Regions from separate parts of the Homo sapiens genome. Here regions 1 and 3 are each linked to region 2. A link is a contact called in ENCODE Hi-C or POLR2A ChIA-PET data. All regions are on one chromosome and are shown on one strand. Each heading gives the region's core, a stretch centred on a gene start or an enhancer-like site at or near the end of the contact. The rest is flanking DNA. Distances are from core to core; before and after follow the strand shown. Region 1 holds the start of IGSF11 (immunoglobulin superfamily member 11). Region 2 holds the start of TIMMDC1 (translocase of inner mitochondrial membrane domain containing 1). Region 3 holds the start of NR1I2 (nuclear receptor subfamily 1 group I member 2).

Region 1 (3,879 bases), core at 205-2,704, 460 kb before region 2:
CATATTGATGTTATTGTGTGCACATCATCACTAAAAATATACCTACTGAACTCTAGAAAAGTTAATTTTGATGATAACAGCTTCATTAGTTTCTACGGAGAAGACATACAAAAAGTTTTCGTATTCTCTTCTCCCCTATTCAATGAATCTGCACAAGTTAAGTTGGCTAGTATTAGGTTACTTCAAAATCAGTTCGAATAAGGCCATGAAATGACTGGAAACATGCTGGTGTCTCCAGAAAAAAAACAGGGTTAACCACAAAGTTCCAAAATCACTGAACCCGCTTTTTAAATAACATCCTTCAGAAAAAAAATCTCAGTAAATCTCAGCAATAAATGGGACAGAAAACTGGATTCCACAGGAGAATGCACACACAAAAACAAACAGCACTGCATAGGATGAAAATCAGGATCTAAATTAATATGATGGCTATTCACCGAAAATGTAAGAAAGATTAAGCAGAGATTAAAAGCTAAATTTATAAACAGATGTTTTAAAAACCGTTAACAAGAAATTTAAAGACATTTATTTATTTTGTTCTAATATTGTTATATTCTATGTATTGTTGAGAGCCAACTTAAGTCCTTTGGAGATGAAGCTAGAGTGTAAATAAATTCTTGTTTTCGATTGTAGTATAGCACAGTATACAATTAGTTTTAAAATAAAGATCATTTTCGGCCAAAACGTGTATAGGCTTCTAAAAGGTTACGTTAAAGCTATAAAGTTTTCCAAATGATTTTAAAAGCACTTCTAGTTTTCCTAGGGCCGCCTAGTAAAGACAACTGGTTCTAAATACAGTTTCTAACTGGACCAGTGAGTAAGGGAGTTCGTTATCTAAAAAGGATCCTGCATTCCGCAGAGCGCAGCGAGGTGAGAGTCAGGGCCCGGCCTGGGACCGGAGGTAGCCGGACGAGTTTAGTTACCTCTCTGACAAGGAACACCTGGGCTGCGCGGGCGGCAGAAGCAGCCGCTGCAGGTGCGCGCGAGCCTCGGCCGCAGCAACGAACGCCGCCCCTGAGAAAGTTGGACTCCCGACCCTCGGCAAAGCAAGGAGGCTCTTTGCCGTCCCCAAACAGCTTCGCCCCGGGCCCGCCGACCCGGCCTGGCCCCACCGGGAAGAAAGGGCTGGAGCTACTCACCGTGCAGAGAGAGGAGCAGCAAAGGCGCCAGAGGGGAACGCTGAGAAGTCATCCCGGGGCCGCAGGGAGCGCGCCTGCCTCCTACCCGGCTCCCGGTCGCAACAGGAGAGGAGCGGGCGTGAGTCTCCGCGCTCTTGGGGCAGCCTGGTCCTCCCACACCCAGCGCCGGGCCGCTGTTCCCCGCGCAGAGCTGGGACTGTCAGACCCACAGACGAGCCAAGTGCAGCTGCAGCGCCGCCCGGCTCCGCGGACGCTGAGCTGTGACCAGAGGCGTTCCGGGCTCGCCAGCCGTGCCACCCAGCCCTGCCCCAGGACTAGCCGACCCCTCGCGCAGTCCGGGGAGCCACTCCCCCCAACTCACGCCCCGCTACTCCAGCCGCAGCTCGGCTCCTCGCCGCGCCGCCCACTCGCCCCGCTTGGTCTCCAGGGCAACCGCGGCTCCAGCGCGACGCCTGGCGGCCCACCCGCGGAGCAGAGCGCGGCGCGCAGCTGGCGCGGCCCCCGCCACCTGTGCACCGCGCCGCCCGCTCCCCCGCACGCCTCCACCAGCTCCGGGAACCGAGGGGTGGGCGCCCTCCTCGCCGGAGTTAGGGCCCCTCCCTTGGTCTAAACCCCTCCGCAAACAGGTGGTGTCGGCCTGATGCATCCTGGAGAGCTCTAGCAATGACTTTTCCACAGCCTTCCTCTGAGCCTGCAAGAGTCTTTCCTGTTGCAGTTTTCGGATAATTTATATTTGGCTTTTTCACTTTCAGTCCTCTCTTATAAAACCTAAATAATCTGAAAGAACCTGACTCTGGCAGAATTAGGAATTCCTAATTTTACAGTGTTTTGGTTTTGCGCTGTTTCCTGGATGCCTTTTCACCTTTCTTCCTTGAAAAGTGGATAGAGGCTGGACCATGCCCCTAACTCCCCATTCCTATCAGAGAGACTGCCATCTTCTCTTGCCCCTTTTGTAAACCTTATGTCAACTTCTAATATTTTAAGTTTTCCAGCTTAAACGTTAGTGCTTTCTTAAACTGACCTTAAGTATACATGTTAACTAGTGGGGTATGTACATTTATTGTAATCGTTGTTTAGTTGGGTTTTTTGTTTTTGCTTCTTGTTTGTTTGGGTTGGGTGGGGAGAAAGACTTTCCTAGCATCTGAAATTGTTTTACTTAAATATCTACCTACATCTTTTCTTGTAAAACCTATCTTTATTCTCTTATACTGGGCTCTGCTCTTTATTGTACAGCTCATAGTCACTTCCTGCTTCAGCCTCCAAACTGAGCCTTCTAAATTTGAGGACATACCTGCCCAGGGGATGCCAACCCATTTTGGTCAGTTTCTACAGCAGCATAAATTAGGGTTCTCGGAGCCATTCAGAAATTGAGCCCTCATCTGGCAAATACAATCCTCCCAGGGAAACTCAGAAACAAAAATAATATGCACAGAAGAAAAATATGTAAAATATTTTTTAAACATACATTTGGACAAGGATTGGAAGATATATGTAAAATTAAAATATCAAGATGGTGGAGTTATGGATGTACTTCTTTTTGAAAATGTGGATATTATATTTTTAAGGTTAAAAAAATGAAACATGTTAAGAAATGTTAATAACTTTTAACAAGAATATCCTGAAAGGATAAATTTTGATTATGAAGTAGAGATGCCTCAACTTTGCTCACTACTTCCAACTTGCTAGAATTCCCTACCAGATCTCTAATGGCAAGAAATAAATGATATGACAGTAGAGTTTTTCATATTAATAACAAATTTAAATTTCCAACTATGATATCACGAGGCTCATTCTCATTCTTTTAAACTCCAGGGTAAGGACTAGAGTTTCTTTTTTCCATCCAATTCAATCCCTCACCCTCTCTTGTACATATTCCTGCAGTCTAATCCAGTCCTAAGCAGGGTATAAGAGTAAGCAATATAAGAAGAAAAACAAGGAAGCGGTCAAGTGATAGGAGCTACTGAGAGCAACTCTTCATGTCACCATAATCCCAGATATAAATATAGAGGCAGAATATTTATCCTTTAAATAAATATCCTTTAAATAACCTAATAATCTGAGCTTAAAGCTCTGATAAAGCAAGTTATCTGATATATTTATCGCATCAATTTAACAACTATTTACCAAGTACCTACACTTTGTAAGGCACCAGGTTTAAGGTTAAACCAAAAAAAAAAAAATGACCCCTGACCCCAAATAAGTTCCAATTGCATATGGGCTATATCTGTGCTATCATAAATAAGCAGATAGAGTTCTGCCTCTTTGTCACCTAAGGATACTTCTGCCTTGCCAGGCAAGAGCTACTGAGTCATTAAGAGGACAATGCTCACAGTTCAGTAAAGGAGCCCTTTCAATAGAAAAAAAAAAGTGTGGCTTCTGAAGGGAGAGTGAGGATGATCAGATTTCAGGAGGCAATCCAGCTGCTGAGAAGCATGAGGGCAGATGGTAGATGGTGGACCAGAAGAAAGCAGATCAGGAGTACTAGAAGCTCCAAGTGCTGTACACAGAGGCTTCCAAGGACACTCTCCCAGGAAACAAAAAGTGTGGTTTTTAAAAAAATTCATAGAGATAATACCATTGACATATACTTTGAGTAATTTTTTATTAGTAATGATGAGTTTCACCAGCTCTTTTATCCTAATCTGCTTTACGACCACAGAAGGATTTCTTTAAATCCCTTAAGTATTCTGAGTACTAAAGACAGAGACAATATGTTATATTTGTGTAACACTTTACAAAT
Region 2 (3,959 bases), core at 1,262-3,761:
TGCACTGAAATCTTTCCCTGATGCAGTTACTCTGCTGGCAAACACATGTCCTGGGGACAAGAAAGCCATATGTGAAACAGTGGTCCAGTAAACCCCATAACACCTTTTGGCTTAGACCAAGCTTGTCCAACCCATGGCTCACGAACTGCACGCGGCCCAGGAAAGCTTTGAATGCGCCCCAACACAAATTTGTAAACGTTCTTAAAACATGAGATTTATGCATGGACTTTTTTCTTTTTCTTTTCTTTTTGTTTTTTGTTTTTAGCTCATCAGCTACAGTTAGTGTTATGTGTGGGCCAAGACAATTATTCTTCCAATGTGGCCCAGGGAAGCCAAAAGATTGGACACCTCTGGCTTAGACTGTATTGATCGGAGAACCTTCAAAAAGAGCAGACTACAGCCTACAGGGCTGGGCTTGGTGGCTCACACCTGTAATCCCAGCACTTTGGGAGGCTGAGGCAGGCAGATCACTTGGGGCCAGAAGTTTGAGACCATCCTGGCCAACATGGTGAAACACCATCTTTACTAAAAATACAAAAATTAGCCAGGCTTGTGGCACATGCCTGTAATCCCAGCTACTCAGGAGGCTGAGGCACAAGAATCACTTGAACTTAGGAGGCAGAGGTTGCAGTGAGCCGAGGTCTTGCCACTGCCCTCCAGCCTGGGTGACGAAGCTAAGACTGTATCAAAAATAAAATAAAATAAGCAGACTACAGAGGAGGGTGAGCATTTCCCTTGTTCTAAAAGAAGGTAAGCCGTAAGGGATTGGGGAAGTAGGAAATGTGGGAGGGCTCAGATGGAAGAGCAGCAACAGTGCGAGCAGTAGCCAAAGGAGAGGGGAGTTTTTTGAGTTATCAGGTGGCAAAAGGAACATTACAAATGAGTCTTCCGTTACCCAAATGAGAAACAAGTTATGGAATTTAAAATTTGCCTGTTAATATTACCTCATCTACAGGCTAGTGAATCCTGGGGCATTTGAGTTGTACATAAGTGATTGTGTCAGTATCTTCCCAACACCCACCCAAACCCTCCTACCCATTTCAAGTCCTCCTTCACCCCAGAATAATTCTGGGGTCATCTTATGCATTTAGCTTTTTCTACATATAGGTTAGAAACAGACTGTACAGCCATTTTCTTGGGCTTTCAGGCCTTGGTAACTTATCTTGGTGCCCACTTCTACCTAACATGGGATAAGCAGTAATCCAGAGCCAGAAGTCAGGAGATCTGAATTATTCAACAAATATTTACTGAGCACCTACTGCGGTTCTAGGTCCTGGAGATACAGAGATGAATATATTTGGTCTGTGATCTCAAGGATAGTTTATTGAGACAGATTAATAGGAAATTATGATGCAGTGTTGTAAGTGCTACGATGAGTGCTGAATCAAATCTCATATCCCAGAGTAGTCTTCATGGCGCTGTCACTAATTGAGCTGGTCACTCTAGTCAGTCACTTCTCAGGGACTTATGTGTAGCATTTCCAGCTATCAAATTCCTAAGTCCACTTACTGTATTCTACTACAGTGTGGCAGTTTTGATTGACAACTAGAAAGGAATCAAGGAGGTGAAGGGATTGGCAAAATGAATAAGGGAGTATGCTTGTTAACAAGGATTGAATGAAATTACACGAATATTGAGAATATTTTAAATGCATTCATTTTAATGAAAACTGTACTTCGAAGCATATGTTAGCAGAGGTTGTAGTGACGGCAAATTATACAAACACTTGATAGAAATTCCAGAAATTCTCCTGCCTTTTGAGAAGCAGTAGGCATATGAACTAAAGGGAGTGAAATCCACCTTAGGAAGACCTGCCAAAAAGCTGATTCTTCAAAAAAGTGTTCTCGAAATCTTAGTGTAACTGGCACCAACACCCATCCCCAATGCCTCGTTTTTTTTCCAGCAGAACTGACAAGGTACAAACGGACCCCGCCCAGCCTGGAAGGCTTCTCTAATGTTGGCAGAGTAGGTTGGACTTGTTTTTGCACAAATCGCCTTTCCCTCTTTCCCTACTCCACTTGCACTGAATATTGCACTTTCTTCCTTACTGAAGCGGGATTCCTGCCTTTTTTTTTTTTTTTTGAGACAGATTTTCGCTCTTGTTGCCCAGGCTGCAGTGCAGTGGTGTGATCTCGGCTCACTGCAACCTCCGCCTCCCGGGTTCAAGCGATTCTCCTACCTCAGCCTCCCGAGTAGCTAGGATTACAGGCGCCCGCCACCATGCCCGGCTAATTCCTGGCATTTTAAATACGATAAATTACTTCAACCTATGACCACCTCAAGCTGAATATAAGTAGCCGCAGACACCGTTTGCATGACCCAGGAACCACAAACACGGAGCGAAGGCCTGCCGGGACCACGCTGAGCTTCACTACTGGCAGCCAACTCACTTCCGGGGGTGCACTCAGCACAGCAGTGGCCCAACCCGCCCTCAACCGGAAGTCTTTTGGGCTCCGGCTTCGCCGTCGCCCCGCCCCCTGGCCTTTGCCCCGGTCGGGCGGGACTTCCTGTGTCGTATTTCCAAGGACTCCAAAGCGAGGCCGGGGACTGAAGGTGTGGGTGTCGAGCCCTCTGGCAGAGGGTTAACCTGGGTCAAATGCACGGATTCTCACCTCGTACAGTTACGCTCTCCCGCGGCACGTCCGCGAGGACTTGAAGTCCTGAGCGCTCAAGTTTGTCCGTAGGTCGAGAGAAGGCCATGGAGGTGCCGCCACCGGCACCGCGGAGCTTTCTCTGTAGAGCATTGTGCCTATTTCCCCGAGTCTTTGCTGCCGAAGCTGTGACTGCCGATTCGGAAGTCCTTGAGGAGCGTCAGAAGCGGCTTCCCTACGTCCCAGAGCCCTATTACCCGGAATCTGGATGGGACCGCCTCCGGGAGCTGTTTGGCAAAGAGTAAAAGTGCCTAGGGTGTGAAGTGGGGTAGGGGGCCGCGAAAGCGGTGTCCTGCAGCGTGGGCAGCCTGGGTCAGCCTTAGGACACCAAGGATGGTGTGCTTCATTTTTAGATTATATTTGAGGTTCTGATATTTGTAACCCAAGCTTGTATCTTTTTTCTTTCTTTTTTTTTTTTTTTTTTCCAGACAGGGTCTTGCTCTGTCGCCCAGGCTGGAGTGCTGTGGTGCTATCTCGGCTCACTGCAACCTCTGCCTCTGGGACTCAAGTGATCCTCCCACCTCAGCCTCCCGATTAATTGGGACTACAGGCGCGCACCACCACGCCCGGCTAATTTTTTTTTAATGTATTTTTTATAGACAGGGTTCTTACCATGTTGCCTAGGCTGGTCTTGAACTCTTGGACTTAGGCGATCCGCCTACCTCGGCCTCCCAAAGTGCTGGGATTACAGGCGTGAGCCACCGCGCCAGCCCAAACTCGTATTTTTCTTTCTTTTTTTTTTTTTTTTCGAGACTGAGTCGCGCTCTATCGCCCAGGCTGGAGTGCAGTGGTGCGATCTTGGCTCACTGCACTCTTCACTTCCCAGGTTCAAGCGGTTCTCCTGCCTCAGCCTCCAGAGTAGCTGGGATTACAGTTGCCCACTACCATGCCCAGCTAATTTTTGTATTTTTAGTAGAGACAGGATTTCACCATTCGCCAGGCTGGTCTGGAACTCCTGACCTCACGTGATCTGCCTGTTTCCGCCTCCCAAAGTGCTGGGATTACAGGCCTGAGCCACCGCGGCTGGACTGCGCCCGGCCTAGAAGGGCAATTATTTTATAGTAACTTAATACTTAAGACAGCTATTTGTTAGAGCAGTCTCAGGATGACATCTTGGAAGCTTCATTAGCAGTTCTAGCTTCTTATGCATTTGAGAGTAACAAATCGAATTAAATAGTAGTTTTTCCTTGTTATTTTAGATTGGCATGTGCCACCCACTGCATAGTGAACTTTCCCAGTGCGTTTTTAAAAAAACATTTATTTGTTTATTTTTAGAGCCAGGATCTTTGCTATGTTGCTATGCTGGAT
Region 3 (3,983 bases), core at 1,247-3,746, 280 kb after region 2:
CCCAGAGTTTGAGACCAGCTTGGGCAACATAATGAGACCTCGTCTCTACAAAAGAAAAACAAAAAAAAAAATTAGCCAAGCATGGTGGCACACACCTGTAGTCTCAGGTATTTGGGATGCTGAGGTGGGAGGATTGCTTTAGCCCAGGAGGTTGAGGCTGCAGTGAGCCATGACCATGCCACTGCACTCCAGCCTGGGTGACACAGCAAAACACTGTCTCAAAAAAAAAAAAGAAACTCTTCAGGCTGATCAGATCTGCTTTTCTCTGATGAGTTTCTTAGGAGCTCTACATTTCTGGTTGCTGCAATAGGCAAAGTATAGAATGGAGGTCAAGGCCTCAAATTTCTCTGACTTCCCAGCTGGGCTTGAGAGTGACTCTGGCCCTCAACTGAGGGCATTAGTAAGCTGTCCTTAAGAACGAGAGTGTATTTTCTGGCTGTATTCTTAACTCATTTCACTATAGAGCCATGTCTGATATTAACAGTGCAGTGCTAGACTAGAGAGGCCTGGCACTCCTACAGCCTTCTCCTGTCTTCTAGCTGGGACTTCACACCACAGACCCAAAGGAAAAGAGACCCAAAGATCCCTGCAGAAACCTGAGAATATTTCCTTTACCTCAGTGGTTTCATAATCTGTTCTTAGTTTCCTGTTTCTGCTGTAAATAATTCACTATATTTTTAAGAGAGAGAAGGTCAGGCCCTTGTGAGCCAGAAGGGATTTGAGAGATGATGAAAGCTACGTATGTTACCCATAACCTAAGGACTTCTGGCAAGGTGGCCTACCTGAGCTGGAGTCATGCCTTTTTTCCCTGGACTTGGAGATACCTGTCAGTGCAGAAAGGCCTACTTTTGATCTTGGAAATAAGTTTCCTGGGGTGAGTTCTTAACCCTTTCCAGCTTTCCCACCCTCTTTGGCTTTAGCCATGGCCTTCTGATCTGTGTTTCTCAGGGGACCTGCAGGCCCCAGATATAGCCCCATGCTGTCCTCCTACCCCAGAGCACACTGTTCAGGCTACTTCCACTGGTACTGAAATCCAGTATTTCACTTACTCTTTTTCTTTCCAATATCCTCATGACATTCAATATTTCACTTACTCTAGGTCCTCCCTGCCTAAGGCCCAAGTCAACTTTCTGTCCAGTGGGATTTGTAATCCAATACCTCCTAGCCCTAGCAGAATCCCATGTGGATAATCAGAAATGTGACTGGAAAAAGGACAGAGCTCTATGGCTGTGGGTCCCAGTCCCCACTGCTGGCAGTAAGTCCCCAGCAGTGAGCTGTGTAAGCACCTTACATTCTGCGCTTGGTTGAAAACAGCAAGGCAAGCATCCACTTGAGAAATGTCAACCCCTAGGAAATCCCAGCCTCAAGTCTTTCTCATCCCTTGGGAAGTGCAAATTGGATAGAGAAGAAACCAATTAAAAACAAAACAAACAAATCATACTTAGATATTCTGGCTTTTCTCACCAGGGCTGGATTAAAGCATGTACTTCAAAATAATAACAACTTAAGTCAATAAATAAATGTAAGGAAGTCCAAATGTTCACCTGAAGACAACTGTGGTCATTTTTTGGCAATCCCAGGTTCTCTTTTCTACCTGTTTGCTCAATCGTGGTCTCCCTCTCCCTCTCTTGTTGGGGCCCATGCCCCTGCTTTACTGTTGCCAGAGGCTTGTACTTGTTTGCCTTTTAGGTAGGAGCAGTTACTTCCACTCCCCTCACCTGCCATAAAGCATCTTTATAAACAAAGCAAGTAGAAGAAACACATCCTGGTATCCACCACATTCGGCTTTTGTTGATTCTGTTCACTTGGGAGCACCTGCTGCTAGGGAATAAGAAGGTTGAGGCTGAAGAGTGAGGACTCTTCAGCTCCCCTCTGGCAGGACCCGGGAGAGGAAAGAGCCCTCAGCTGGTCCATCCTCCCCACTCCTGGTCAGCCTTCTGTTCTGAGATCAAAGTGGTGGGGTCACATTCTCGAGAACTGTGCTCAGCCCCCTCATCTCACACCCTTTCCCTCTCCCTGTGTGCCTGCCCCCCTCTTACATAACCATGCTGGTGATTGGCACCGTCATAAATCAATACTTTGCTCACTTTCACATCAAGTAACACTATCCAGGGAGGTGGTTTCAACAAAGGAGGAAGTATAAGGAGATCTAGGTTCAAATTAATGTTGCCCCTAGTGGTAAAGGACAGAGACCCTCAGACTGATGAAATGCACTCAGAATTACTTAGACAAAGCGGATATTTGCCACTCTCTTCCCCTTTTCCTGTGTTTTTGTAGTGAAGAGACCTGAAAGAAAAAAGTAGGGAGAACATAATGAGAACAAATACGGTAATCTCTTCATTTGCTAGTTCAAGTGCTGGACTTGGGACTTAGGAGGGGCAATGGAGCCGCTTAGTGCCTACATCTGACTTGGACTGAAATATAGGTGAGAGACAAGATTGTCTCATATCCGGGGAAATCATAACCTATGACTAGGACGGGAAGAGGAAGCACTGCCTTTACTTCAGTGGGAATCTCGGCCTCAGCCTGCAAGCCAAGTGTTCACAGTGAGAAAAGCAAGAGAATAAGCTAATACTCCTGTCCTGAACAAGGCAGCGGCTCCTTGGTAAAGCTACTCCTTGATCGATCCTTTGCACCGGATTGTTCAAAGTGGACCCCAGGGGAGAAGTCGGAGCAAAGAACTTACCACCAAGCAGGTATGGTTTTTCTTTCTTTCTCTTTTGCTGGGGGCTGACCGCCCTTCAGCTCCAGCCAAAAGATGTGTGTGAACACAAATATACCTTCTGTTTGAGGTCAGCATCATAGTGGGTCGTGAATCATGTTGGCCTTGCTGCTGTCTCCTCATTTCTAGGGTGGAAAAAAAAAAGCATGAAAACAATCACTTAATGTTGAGCCCCATTACTGATGCTCTCTGGTCCTGCACTAGCCTCCTAGAAAAATCACCACAGGAGAAGCCTTAACTACTGCATGAGTTACCACAAGTCACACATACAACCAGCTCCCTGTTACAGGGCTGGAGTCCCTGGACCCAGGAAATACCACCTCCAAGGACTGTGGGAGCTGGGGACTATGGGAACTGGGATCAACTCAGTCCTGATTCCTTTTGGCCTGCTGGGTTAGTGCTGGCAGCCCCCTGAGGCCAAGGACAGCAGCATGACAGTCACCAGGACTCACCACTTCAAGGAGGGGTCCCTCAGAGCACCTGCCATACCCCTGCACAGTGCTGCGGCTGAGTTGGCTTCAAACCAGTGAGTTTTCTACCTCTACTATTGAAAGGGCACCTTGTCCCACAGAACCGAGTCTTGCCTGCATGTGGTCAGTGCCACCAGGTCCTTCTTCTCTCCACTTTACAGCCCAGCTCGGCTGAAGCTATGGCCAGAGGCACTGCTTTAAGGCCACTCCATATCTAGGACAGGTCAACAGACACCTCTGAGGCCACTGAGTCTTGACTCAATGAATCAGCTATAGCAGGCACTATTCCTCTCCCACATGGCCTCTAATGATATGGTCAGAGTTGAAAGGATGCTAAGGGAGGCCTCAGAGGCTTATTTAATCAGTTGGTTAATGGGAAAAAGTATTTTGTGGTACACAAATACGCTTTAAAAATATTTTAGTTATGTCATAAAAGTCTAAACCTGGGGTTGACAAACTATGGCTCACAGGCTAACTCTGGCCCACCAGCTGTTTTTATAAATGAAGCTTTATTGGAACACAGCCATGCCCATTCGTTATGTATTGTATATGGCTGTTTTTGCCCTACAACATCCTTTCAACTCTGGCCATATCATTAGAGGCCATGTGGGAGAGGAATAGTGCCTGCTATAGCTGATTCATTGAGTCAGCAAAATTGACCAATTGCGAAAGAGACAGTATGGCCCACAAAGCCTAAAATATTAACTATCTGGCCTTTAACAGAAAAAGTTTGCCAACTCCTGATCTAAAAGCTGTCAACTTGTTCCAAAATTATTATGGAATAAACCCAA

The links. A loop is a pair of places that touch in the nucleus more often than their neighbours do. ChIA-PET counts read pairs that join two places held with the same protein, here RNA polymerase II (POLR2A). Pooled maps may share reads with other maps.
Region 1: a loop to region 2 is called in a pooled map, with 4 times the contacts of the local background. The contact joins the promoter of IGSF11 here to the promoter of TIMMDC1 in region 2. A Hi-C loop is called at or near these places in 1 of 50 pooled maps. POLR2A ChIA-PET finds 5 or more read pairs at or near these places in 2 of 52 experiments (Panc1 and WTC11).
Region 3: a loop to region 2 is called in a pooled map, with 2.2 times the contacts of the local background. The contact joins the promoter of NR1I2 here to the promoter of TIMMDC1 in region 2. A Hi-C loop is called at or near these places in 1 of 50 pooled maps. POLR2A ChIA-PET finds 5 or more read pairs at or near these places in 2 of 52 experiments (HepG2 and activated CD4-positive, alpha-beta T cell).

The regions. Positions count from the first base shown.
Region 1 is chr3:119,033,392-119,037,270 of GRCh38, forward strand. IGSF11 (immunoglobulin superfamily member 11) reads right to left here and starts at 1,455. Exons shown (of 7, transcript NM_001015887.3): 1 at 1,140-1,455. The coding sequence starts at 1,191. RefSeq lists a silencer at 1,376-1,735.
Region 2 is chr3:119,496,036-119,499,994 of GRCh38, forward strand. TIMMDC1 (translocase of inner mitochondrial membrane domain containing 1) reads left to right here and starts at 2,512. Exons shown (of 7, transcript NM_016589.4): 1 at 2,512-2,892. The coding sequence starts at 2,699. RefSeq lists an enhancer at 2,252-2,301.
Region 3 is chr3:119,779,605-119,783,587 of GRCh38, forward strand. NR1I2 (nuclear receptor subfamily 1 group I member 2) reads left to right here and starts at 2,497. Exons shown (of 9, transcript NM_003889.4): 1 at 2,497-2,696.